Linked DNA regions of Mus musculus: region 2 is linked to region 1. A link is a loop called in an ENCODE intact Hi-C map of the cell type or tissue named here. Cell type or tissue: left cerebral cortex. All regions are shown on one strand.

Evidence for each region. Hi-C counts contacts between places; a loop is a spot of excess contacts. Peaks named below come from ENCODE experiments on the same cell type or tissue, not always from the same donor. Only the 100,000 strongest peaks of a DNase experiment are listed, where the experiment ranks them.
Region 2: it touches region 1 in a loop (2.7-fold over the local background); 7 of 42 quality-filtered maps call a loop at or near these places.

What each region holds. Positions count from the first base shown.
Region 1 is chr19:60,577,806-60,582,805 of GRCm38, forward strand. It overlaps Cacul1 (CDK2 associated, cullin domain 1), which reads right to left and starts at 3,218. Exons shown (of 9, transcript NM_030197.2): 1 at 2,523-3,218. The coding sequence starts at 2,913. In left cerebral cortex, no CTCF peak of the experiment used is centred here; DNase peaks (open chromatin) are centred at 1,956, 2,618 and 3,292; H3K4me3 peaks cover 2,999 bases; H3K27ac peaks cover 1,309 bases.
Region 2 is chr19:60,753,700-60,758,699 of GRCm38, forward strand. Nanos1 (nanos C2HC-type zinc finger 1) reads left to right here and starts at 2,288. Exons shown (of 1, transcript NM_178421.3): 1 at 2,288-5,000. The coding sequence starts at 2,567. The coding sequence ends at 3,370. In left cerebral cortex, a CTCF peak has its summit at 2,151; DNase peaks (open chromatin) are centred at 2,196 and 3,110; H3K4me3 peaks cover 2,866 bases; H3K27ac peaks cover 1,607 bases.

The DNA of each region.
Region 1 (5,000 bases):
TATCTTTTCTAGGCTGGTCTTCAACCTAACAATCCATCTACATTGTGTTTTTCTTTTGGTTTCAGTGGTTCTTGATAAATGAAATTATTACCAAATTCTAAAGGGTTTGTTTCAGGGGTCTTGTTTGTTTGTTTTCTTGAGACAGAGTCTACCTTGGCTGACCTGGAACTCAAAAGATCGTGGTGTGTGTGTGTGTGTGTGTGTATTTGGGGGGGTGGAATTAAAAATGTGAACCACCATGCAAGCAACAAGGACTTTTCTTATTATGTTAAGGAACACCCATGGGTAGTTACCATCTTATAGTGACTATACTGAAAATGTCTCCATTATTATTCCTATTAGCTACAGGTATTGACTTTTAAATAGTTATCCTGCACTCTCTGAATTACTAAGTTATCCTTGTATCAAGTACCACAATATCAACTAGGTACTGGATATTGGCATTTAAAAAAGTTATCAAGTCGTGACTTTTTTCCAACCTACTGAGATAAATCACAGCAATATATCGAAAAAAAACTTGGACAAACCGTGAATCACAATTCTTTTGACATAGTTAGATCTGATGAGCTAATAGTATACAGGATTTTCATTTCTATGCTAACAGGTGTTAACACAACTATAATCTTACCTAGTTTTAAATCAATATTTCACTAAACCTATAAAATGGACTTGGGGTTTTAGTTTTGTCTTGCTTCTGTGCCCTACATTCCAGAATTTATAAAAAGAAAAGGTTATGGAAATGAAATGGAGCTTGTATACAAGAATATCTGGACCAAGAGATTTGAAAGGGAAAGTCTTCATCACTACTAGCACTACTACTAGTCTCAGCTTAGTCCATCCATGCTTAGATAACTTAGATAACTTCTGAGTTAATAGTTCCCTAACTATCATATATTTCATTTACCTTTTCAAATTTATTACCATATAATAAAATCTAATATTCTATTTTTATTTTTCATTTATTTGCAACTTTTCCCCTTGACCAATCTTTAACAGGTCTTAGCTTCCTAGCCTTTTTGTTTTGTTTTGTGACAGGGTCTCACATATCACAGGCTGGCCTTTAACAGGATATGCAGCTAAGGAAGATGAAATTCTTGATCATCCTGCCTCTACCTCCAGAGTGCTGGGATTGCAGCTGTGAGCCACCAGGTCAGGTTTTATAAGTTGCTGGGATCAAATCTGGGGCTTCCTGACTGCTAGACAAGCACTCTTTCAACCTGGCTGCATTCCTAACTCCCTTTATTAATCTTTTCAAGAAATAACCTTTAAGTGTGGCAAATTCTTTTGCTCTGAGCTTAGCTGATGACGACTTCTGCTCTTAATGTTCATTTCTTAACTCATCAAAGAAAGTCTACTTAAGCATTAATCCAAACTGTCTTCAGCATTTAAGGTAAATCACACTGCAACTATAAAGTCTAGTTTCACAACTTAATCAACATACAAACTGCATTGTGTAAATGACTGTCATGTGTATGTCTAACAGGGAATAATCATAAACAAAAGTTCCTTTCTACACCCACACCAAAGTGTCTGCCTAAAGCAGTATCTTGAAGGCAAATAAGTAATGTGTGCTAGTCCCATAAATACTTTTTTCTAAGGTTGTGACTATCTGCATCAGGACAAAAAAAAATTTCAACAGCTAGGTGGGCAATTACTGTTATAGCTTAATAAAACTTAACTAGAAATAAAATCTCCAGTTACATTAGGAGATGCCATTCTAAATTTGCAGCTAACAAGGACCTGGCCACCACGTTCCTTTTACACTGTCACCACCACTCTGAACTAAAAAGCACTACTACCTTATTCTTTACCTAGCTATGGAAGCACACTGCCTGATTGTGAACATTTTGGGGTCAGTTTTTATCTTCTATCTGCAAGTGAATTTCAAGGCAGACCGCTAAAAAGTTCAACCTGCGGTAGGATCCTGGTTACAGTCACTTGCTGAACCGCTTCTCTGGAACGTGATTTTACACATCAACTTCAAAGACTTGTAGCAGTTCCCACTACATAGTAGAAGTAACTAAGAATTCCCTGACAGGATGCAAAAACTCACAGAGAACAAAGAGTTGCTAGAGACCAACGTTCAGAAGCCCGATTTGCTAAAAGTACAGCGGCAAAGAATACAAGAACACATTTCTTTGCTCTCTGGTTGAAAAAAAAAGACGAAAGGCCTCTAACGAAATTCAAGACCGCCTTACTTTTCCCTCTCGCTCTGTAAGGTGAAACTTTGAAGGGGACACCCTAGAGAAGAGCTTACTAATGTTGAGAGATGATCAGGAGTATTAAAGATCTTTTCTAAAGCATAAGCTGAGGCTGCGCAGGTGTAACAGGCAACACTGGCTGGCTGGCCGGATACTGGCCGCAGACACCGAATCAGGGTGGGAGGGTTAAGAGAAGGAAAGAGAACTAAGCCTGGAACAAAGGAAGTGGAGTTACTCTCAGGGCGGGGGGATTCCACGAGCTGGTGTGGAGAAGCCTGGCTGGGGGGTGGGGGTGGGGTCGTGGAGGAGGGACAGACTCACGGAACTTGGAGGTGGAGGTGTTGATGTTGATAGTGGAGCTGGAGGTGGGGGCAGGGGCCGTCTTGGCCACCGCGGCGGCTGCGTCGCAGCTCTTCAACATCATGATCACCCCGTTTGGTTCCGGCAAGGGCGGAGGCCCCATCGGGAGCCCTTCCTTAGGACCCTTCCTCTCCATGGAGCCCGCGTGCACAGCCAGCAGCTGTCCCCCCGGGAGTTCTCGGCCTGGATCCGGGATGGACGACGAGGGCCGCGGCGGCGGCGGCGGGGGCAGCGGCGGGGCCGGCGGAGGCTGGCGGAAACTGTCCGCGGCGGCCTCCCAGTTGTTGTGATTCTGGTCGTCCATCATTGCCTCGTAGGTGAGCATTTCCTCCTCCTCCATGCTCTCCTCCATCCCGCCGGGCCGCGGCTTCCCAGGCACCTGCCCGCCCACCTCAGCCCCCGGGCCTGGGAGCGCAGAAGCCGCCTCGAGTTCACATCGCCCGGAGCCCTCGCGGGTGCGGCGGAAAATCCAGTGGCGCACCGAGCGCTTTCGCCCTCCGTCAAGACGACTCCGCCGGAGGAACCGCTGACTGAGGTGGGCACTCCCGGGGTCTGGTTCTGAGAGGCAGCCGCAAAGGGCTGACGTCCCTCACGACATTTTACAGCAGTTTCTTCTGGCCTTTGGAAAGGGCTCTGGGGGAGCGGCCAGGAAGGCACGTGATGCGAGGGACGGCCTGGAGAAAGCTGGGCGAAAAGGGGGCGGGAGCTATGAGTCACCTCAAGGCGAATGCACCCAGCGGCGCGATTCCCTCTCCCTCCCCTCCCCACTCCCCCCTCCCCATCAGTTTAGACCAGGTGTCCAGACCCGGATTCGCTGGCCCCGCCCCCGGCCGACATTACGTGATAAAGGACTTTGGTCTGCGCACGCGCATTCTCTAACTTGTTGCCACAACTAGTCTGGGTGTGCCCGAGAGTGGACCCAAAAACGGCGCACCAACGCTCTTATGTTTAACAGCCCCCTTCCCTTTTCTTTTTTAGTCTTTTCGTCTTTTCTTTTTTCTTTTTGTACTCCAAACTGGGCTCCAACTAACTCCAAGCAGTCCTCTTTCCTCAGCCTTCTGAGTGTCCCTTCATACCCCATGCTGGCTAACCTTTCCATAGTGAGGGTCCCCCACCGACACAGGCTTTTTGCCACCCAGACCTTGACCTCGCAGCCTGAGCCTTTGCTTGGGGAATGAAAGGACAGTGTGGCAGTAGGCCCTGGGTACAGACTCCAAAGGGTAGACTGTTGGTGTGTGCCGTTTTTTAGCCCTAGGTATCCCAAACTAAGAAGGACAGAATATTGATTCAGAAATTGCACAATATACATTCCTTCCCAGAGTATGTGAAACATTTACAAAAGATAAACATACTGTGTCTCTAAGCAAGTGTCTCTGCATGTCTGAGGACTGACATAACCACATTCTCTGACCACTGTGCAGTTAGAAACTATTAGGGTTCTCTAGAGTCACAGAACTTATGGAATGTCTCTATGTATTAAGAGAAATTATTGGGATGAATGACAGTCTGCAGTCCAGCTAACTTAGCAATGGCCAGCTGTGATGGGGAGCTCTAAGAATCTAAGTAGTTGCTCAATCCCACCAGGCTAAGTCAGCTGGTCTTCTGTATAAACTAGAATCCTGAAGAAATAGGTTCCAACAGATGTGTTGGCAAGTGCAAGCAGGCAAAGAATGAATGCTTTTTCCATTGTCCTTATGTAGACCTCCAGCAGAAGGTGCGGCCCAGATTAAAGATGTGTACCACCATGCCTGGACCTAAGCTTTTGTTTAATGGAACTTGCTCTGTCTCAGGCTGGGCTTGAACTCAGAGATATGCTTGCCTCTGTCTCCTGGGATTAAATGTGTATACCATCTTGTCTGGGCCTAAGCTTTTCCTGGGCACTGTGCCTCAAGTTCTAGATCAAAAGTGTGTGTCATCCCATGTCAAGACCTGGGTGTCTTCCAGCTTCAAGATCGGGATTGCAGGTGTTCCCTCCATTTCTGGATTGTAGTTCATTCCAGGTGTAGTCAAATTGACAAACCAGAAATAGCCATCACAGAAACCATTAACTGAAGGATAACTGGTAAGTCCCCACTGTGTTAATCTTTTATCAACTCATCAATCTGAAAGTGACTATGAAAACTTTTAGAACTGATGAGATTGGTACAATTATAGTAAACTTTCCTAGAAGGCCCTACTCTAAGGAGTTTTTCCCAGCACACTGTTAAATACTGAACTGTTCATGTGTATTTTGTTAAGATACTCCATATATAACAAGCTTTCATTAACGTGGAAAAGCATAACAGGCTGAGCCAGAGAAATCTTTGATAGAGTCTATTTAGGTGGCCATGGGTAAGAAACAGAAGGGAAGGTGAATGGGCATTCGATACGTGGTTGATTTTTATTTAGAACTTTGTGAGCAATTATTAAATTAGACCTCAAGGAGTTCTGGTAGCTATT
Region 2 (5,000 bases), 180 kb after region 1:
GAGAGAGAGAGAGAGAGAGAGAGAGAGAGAGAGAGAGAGAGAGAGAGAGAGAGAGAGAGAAAGGAAAGAAAGAAAAGAGTTGAGTTCTGGGAAAGATTTAGGCACGGGAGATTTGCCCCAAACTTGGAGGACACAGATGCATGAAACTGAGAAATAAGCAGCCACGTGACATTCACAGAATAAAATAAATGAGGAGATCCGCCCCAGAACACTGAAGGAGACAGTTGCGTGAGACTGAGGAGTTAGACTACAATGAACAGGTTATGAGCTAGTCGAGAAACAAGCCAAAATTATTGGTGTAGGCATTTACTCTTATATAAGAAGTCACAGAGTCATTGTATTTCAGGGAACAAAGAGGCTGGGTGGAAAAATCACAAGGCTATAGGCTCAAGCAAAGCCGCACAATTCCAACTTACTTCTTTCCAGCTACGCACCGATGTAAATACAAACTTAGCCTAAAAAAACCTTCTGTGCTGTGGTGTTCAGGGTGGTCGCCTGCCTTGAGTCCTGATTCTAACCGTGACATAGTCACTGTTTGACCTTCAAGAACTCCATCTCTTCTTGTGGGGGGAGGGGTGTCCTCATTTTCTTCACCTGTAAAGACTAAATTAGATGATCCCAAAGATCCCTCTTACAAGTGATCTGTTTCACCCGCACATTCATTCTAACCCTAACCCAAACCAGAACCAAATTCTGAGCATCCTTTGTATAACCCAACAGACACACTGTGGCATTGGTTTGCCTTACTGGCCTTCATTGGACTTTGCTGGCGGATGCCGGTCTTCACTGACAATGCTCTGACATTGGCGTGATTTCTTTGCTGATCTTCACTTTTCGTGACTTCATAGAGAGTAACTTGCAAAAACAAAAAAAAAAAAACCCTCATATTTTGGCGGCTTCCTGCCACTTCCATGGACCCACGCCCATTGTTGGAGCCTCATGGTTTCTTCTGGATTGGTCTGCAGCTACTGATTCATGTTTGGTGACACTATTGAACTGGACTGCTGATATCCTGACAACAAAGGTCGGAATAACTACTTCTAAACAGGTCCATGACCCCCTTGTCCTATTAACCGTTCTTCCTCCCCTACCTTTGGTAGGCTATAAGGTAGCCTGATGTGTTGAAGAACCTTTATTGAAGTAGGTTTGTAAAAAAAAAAAAAAAAAAAAAAATCTAAGCCAAAACATGTGAATGTGACCTACCACCCAAAGAAAACTCACAGCATCAGAGGAGAGGTCTTACCACCTTGCTTCCATTGACACTGTACGGTACAGAGTGGGAAAGCTAGATCAGCCCTCTCCTCTGCAGAGCATTTTCTGACCCTCATCCTAGGTCACATTCCAGAAGAGTCCTCGGTGTCTTTTCCTAGTTTCAAATTATTTTTTGAGGTTGTTGGTGTTTATCACTTTAAGTTGCTTCTTTTCCAGGGAAGAGCAAGACTACTTCTTTCCCTCCTAGTAAGTCCTTTATTTTCCAGGGTTTTACCAAAAAGAGAAAATGTTATCTGTTTCAAAGCATTGAATATGCTGTTTTTCAAGTTCCACAGACCCTAGATTTCCATATAAGCACCCTGAAGAGGAGCTTCACACAAACTGGTCCGTAGTAAGAATTTCTAGCCCAGTTGTAGCCTCCACCTAACCTAAGTAAGTGAACAGCCTACGGCCCCAATTTCTGAACACCTGTTGGACCTGTTTTGATCCTCCACTACTCACTACCATATAAACTATATAAATCGTGAGCTTCCTCCCTGAGCCTCAAAGTTTGTGGGAGGACTTCACCCTGTGGAAAGTGCTCCAGAGCGCTGTGCCAACTGAAGTCACTGGGTCTTTAGCTGGGCTCTGATGGGAGCTAGCGCCTAGCCTTGCCTCCCCCAGCTTTTCTTGCTGATGATGATAAAAAGGAAAGTGGTAGCTTCAAACCATAAACCCGGTCCAGCCAAACCTGCAAGTGGATGCAAGTGCATCCCAGTTGCTTCATTGCGATCTGTGCCATTGGCATCCTCAATACCCCGCAGTGAAAAAAACAAAAACAAAAACCCAAGCTGGGTTACCGGCTGAGGTCTCCACGCTCGTGCAAAAGCAAGCCCCAGCCACCGCCTCATTCAGTCGCTTTCTGCACAGCCATTCCCTCCCAGCAAGCGCCGCCCGCCCCTTCCCCGATCGCCACCAATCAGCGTCCCGACCGGCGCCCGCGGAGTCAGGTCCGCAGCCATTGAGCGCCAGGGCCCGAGGCGGCGCCTCACCCGCCCCCTCGCAGGATGCCAGGCGCCCCGCAGCTGGTGAGGTGGGCGCAGCGCACGGGGCGCAGGAAACGCGCGGGGCTGGAGAAGAGCGCGCGCCCGCCTCCGCTCCGCCTCCGTCCGGGGGCGCGGGCGCAGTGGCCCGGGCGGAGGATCGCAGGGGGCAGGGCCGAGACAGCGAGGAGGGGCACAGGAGAAAGCGGGAGCGATAAAAGGAAGCAAGGCTGCCCTACCCCACGGCAGGCCGGCGGGCAAGCTCCTGCGTCCCTTCCGTCTGGCCCTTGCCGGCGGCGGCGGCGGGGAGGCGCGCGGCCCGCTGCCGGCCCATGGAGGCTTTCCCTTGGGCGCCACGCTCGCCCCGCCGCGCCCGCGCCCCCGCGCCTATGGCGCTCGTGCCCAGCGCCCGCTACGTGAGCGCCTCGGGCCCGGTGCACCCGCAGCCCTTCAGCTCCTGGAACGACTACCTGGGGCTTGCCACGCTCATCACCAGGGCTAGCGACCGCGGCTCCCCGCATGAGGGGCCCGGGCCCACGGCGGCGGGGCCCACGATGGGGCCGCCCGAGGACGATGAAGACGATGACGGCGAAGAGCCGGAGGCCGGGGGCCGCTACCTGGGCGGTGCGTTGGAACTGCGCGCACTAGAGCTGTGTGCCGGCCCCGCTGAGCCCGGGTTGCTGGAGGAGCGCTTCGCTGAGCTGAACCCGTTTGCAGGGCGCGCCGCCGCGGTTCTGCTGGGCTGCGCGCCCACCGCCTCCACCACCGCCGCCGCCGCATCCACGGCCGAAGTGACGCCGCGCGAAGAGCCAAGCCCTGCGTGGGCTGCCGAGCCTCGTCTGCACGCGGCTTCCGGGGCGACCGCCGCACGTCTGCTGAAACCGGAGCTTCAGGTGTGTGTGTTTTGCCGGAACAACAAGGAGGCGGTGGCGCTCTACACCACACACATCCTCAAGGGCCCGGACGGCCGGGTGCTGTGCCCGGTCTTGCGCCGCTACACGTGCCCCCTGTGCGGCGCCAGCGGCGACAACGCACATACCATCAAGTATTGCCCGCTCTCCAAAGTGCCACCGCCCACCGTCCGCCCGCCGCCGCGCAGCAACAGGGACAGCCTGCCCAGCAAGAAGCTGCGCTAGGAGCGGGCTGCATCAAGCTGTGTACACCTGAAACCTGCGCTCCTCTCCCTTGCCTCAATTTGGGAAGTCGTCTTGATTTTACGGAAGCCGCAGGAGCGCAGCACTTTCTTGTGGAGTGGTCGGTCTCTGACGTTGAAATCTTGAATTTTGTCCCTAGTTTCTAAAACGCGCATCCAGAACGGTGAGGGCTGAGCGGGTGTACCACCGGTTGAGTTGCGGTGAATGAGGCGCTGTTTACTGTATACGTCGGCCTAGTTTAGGTGCGCAACCGTATGAAATTGTCTCTCATCTTGGATGTTTCGTTTTATGAATGGAGGCACTTTATAACGTCTAAAGTATTTTTAATAGCCTCTGAACTGAGTGTAAAACTAACAATTGTATGGAATGTCGGCAAAATGACTTTTATTGTTTGATGCAATTAATTTATTTTAGTTTGTCATTCTAATTGCAGGTAAAGCAACTTAGTGCACTTCCCAGTATTGAGAGGGTGTTCTTCCTCGTGGCTTGTTTCTGTCCTAGATGGGAGGCTTAAAGGCACAATCTGTAGCAGGTAGAATACAGTTCCTTATCCTTTTATGCATCAGATATTCTGAATTAGCAAGTAGTCTTTCCAATCCTTAAAATTAACTGTGCCAAGGCTTAATCATATCGTGTACATATTTGGAAACGGTGCTGTTTGAGAGACGTGTATTTATACAGTGACAGTATTATGAATCCATTAATCTCCCCAGTAACTCCTGCTTAGCATTTTCTCTATGCACTACCCCGATGGTCCAATTCTTTGTGTCTGATGCTAAGACATTTCCTCCTCAGAAAGGAGGAAACCTATTTAGAGCAGTGTTAACCCACCTTGATTGCTCAAGTTCAGGGTTCCTAAATAGAAAATGGGGAACTATAATGCAATAACTCGAGTTCCAAAAGGTTCTACTCTGGGCTGTTTGCCTTTCAATTTACAGAGGGTGTGCCAGAATAAACCACTTCAAGTCTGTCTCATTAACTCCCTCTTGGTGGTTCCACTATTACTGAGACCCTTGTCTGCTTCCAGAACCCCAAAAGATCTTCATGCAAAGTTCCTCTTTCCAGTACTCCTGTAAATCTATCATAGTGAGTGCTGGAATATGGCACAAAACTACCTACCATCTAGACAGAAGAGGCAAAGGTAAAGGTGAATTAAGATAAATTCAGCCATGCATCAACACCACTATCTGCTAATACCAGCCAAGAGTTTAAGTATATAATGTTTGCAATAGTCAGATTTAGCTAGGAATACTGGGAGTTAGGCTAGACTGCCTTTCGTATTAAGTAGCAACTTTACAGCAAACTTACTTTCTGTATAAAAAGAGGCTGGTGTGAAAATACAGCTGTTAGCCCTATTGGTAAAAGGGAGGACTTTCTTCACAAGGAAGAAAACTATCCCTGTTAGTTATAGCCCCACATTCACTGGGCCTAGGCCTGAATGTAATAAAACGTTGTTATTTTGCTAGAAAATATACTACTTGTTTTGAGGTGAAGTTTTTCAAGTCAACATAAATTCACATCCTCTAGCTAATCTGCCTTTTCAAAAAGGTATTCTCAATGTCAAAAGCAAAATCAAGTCAGATTGCTGTAATCCCATCAGATATTTCCCAAG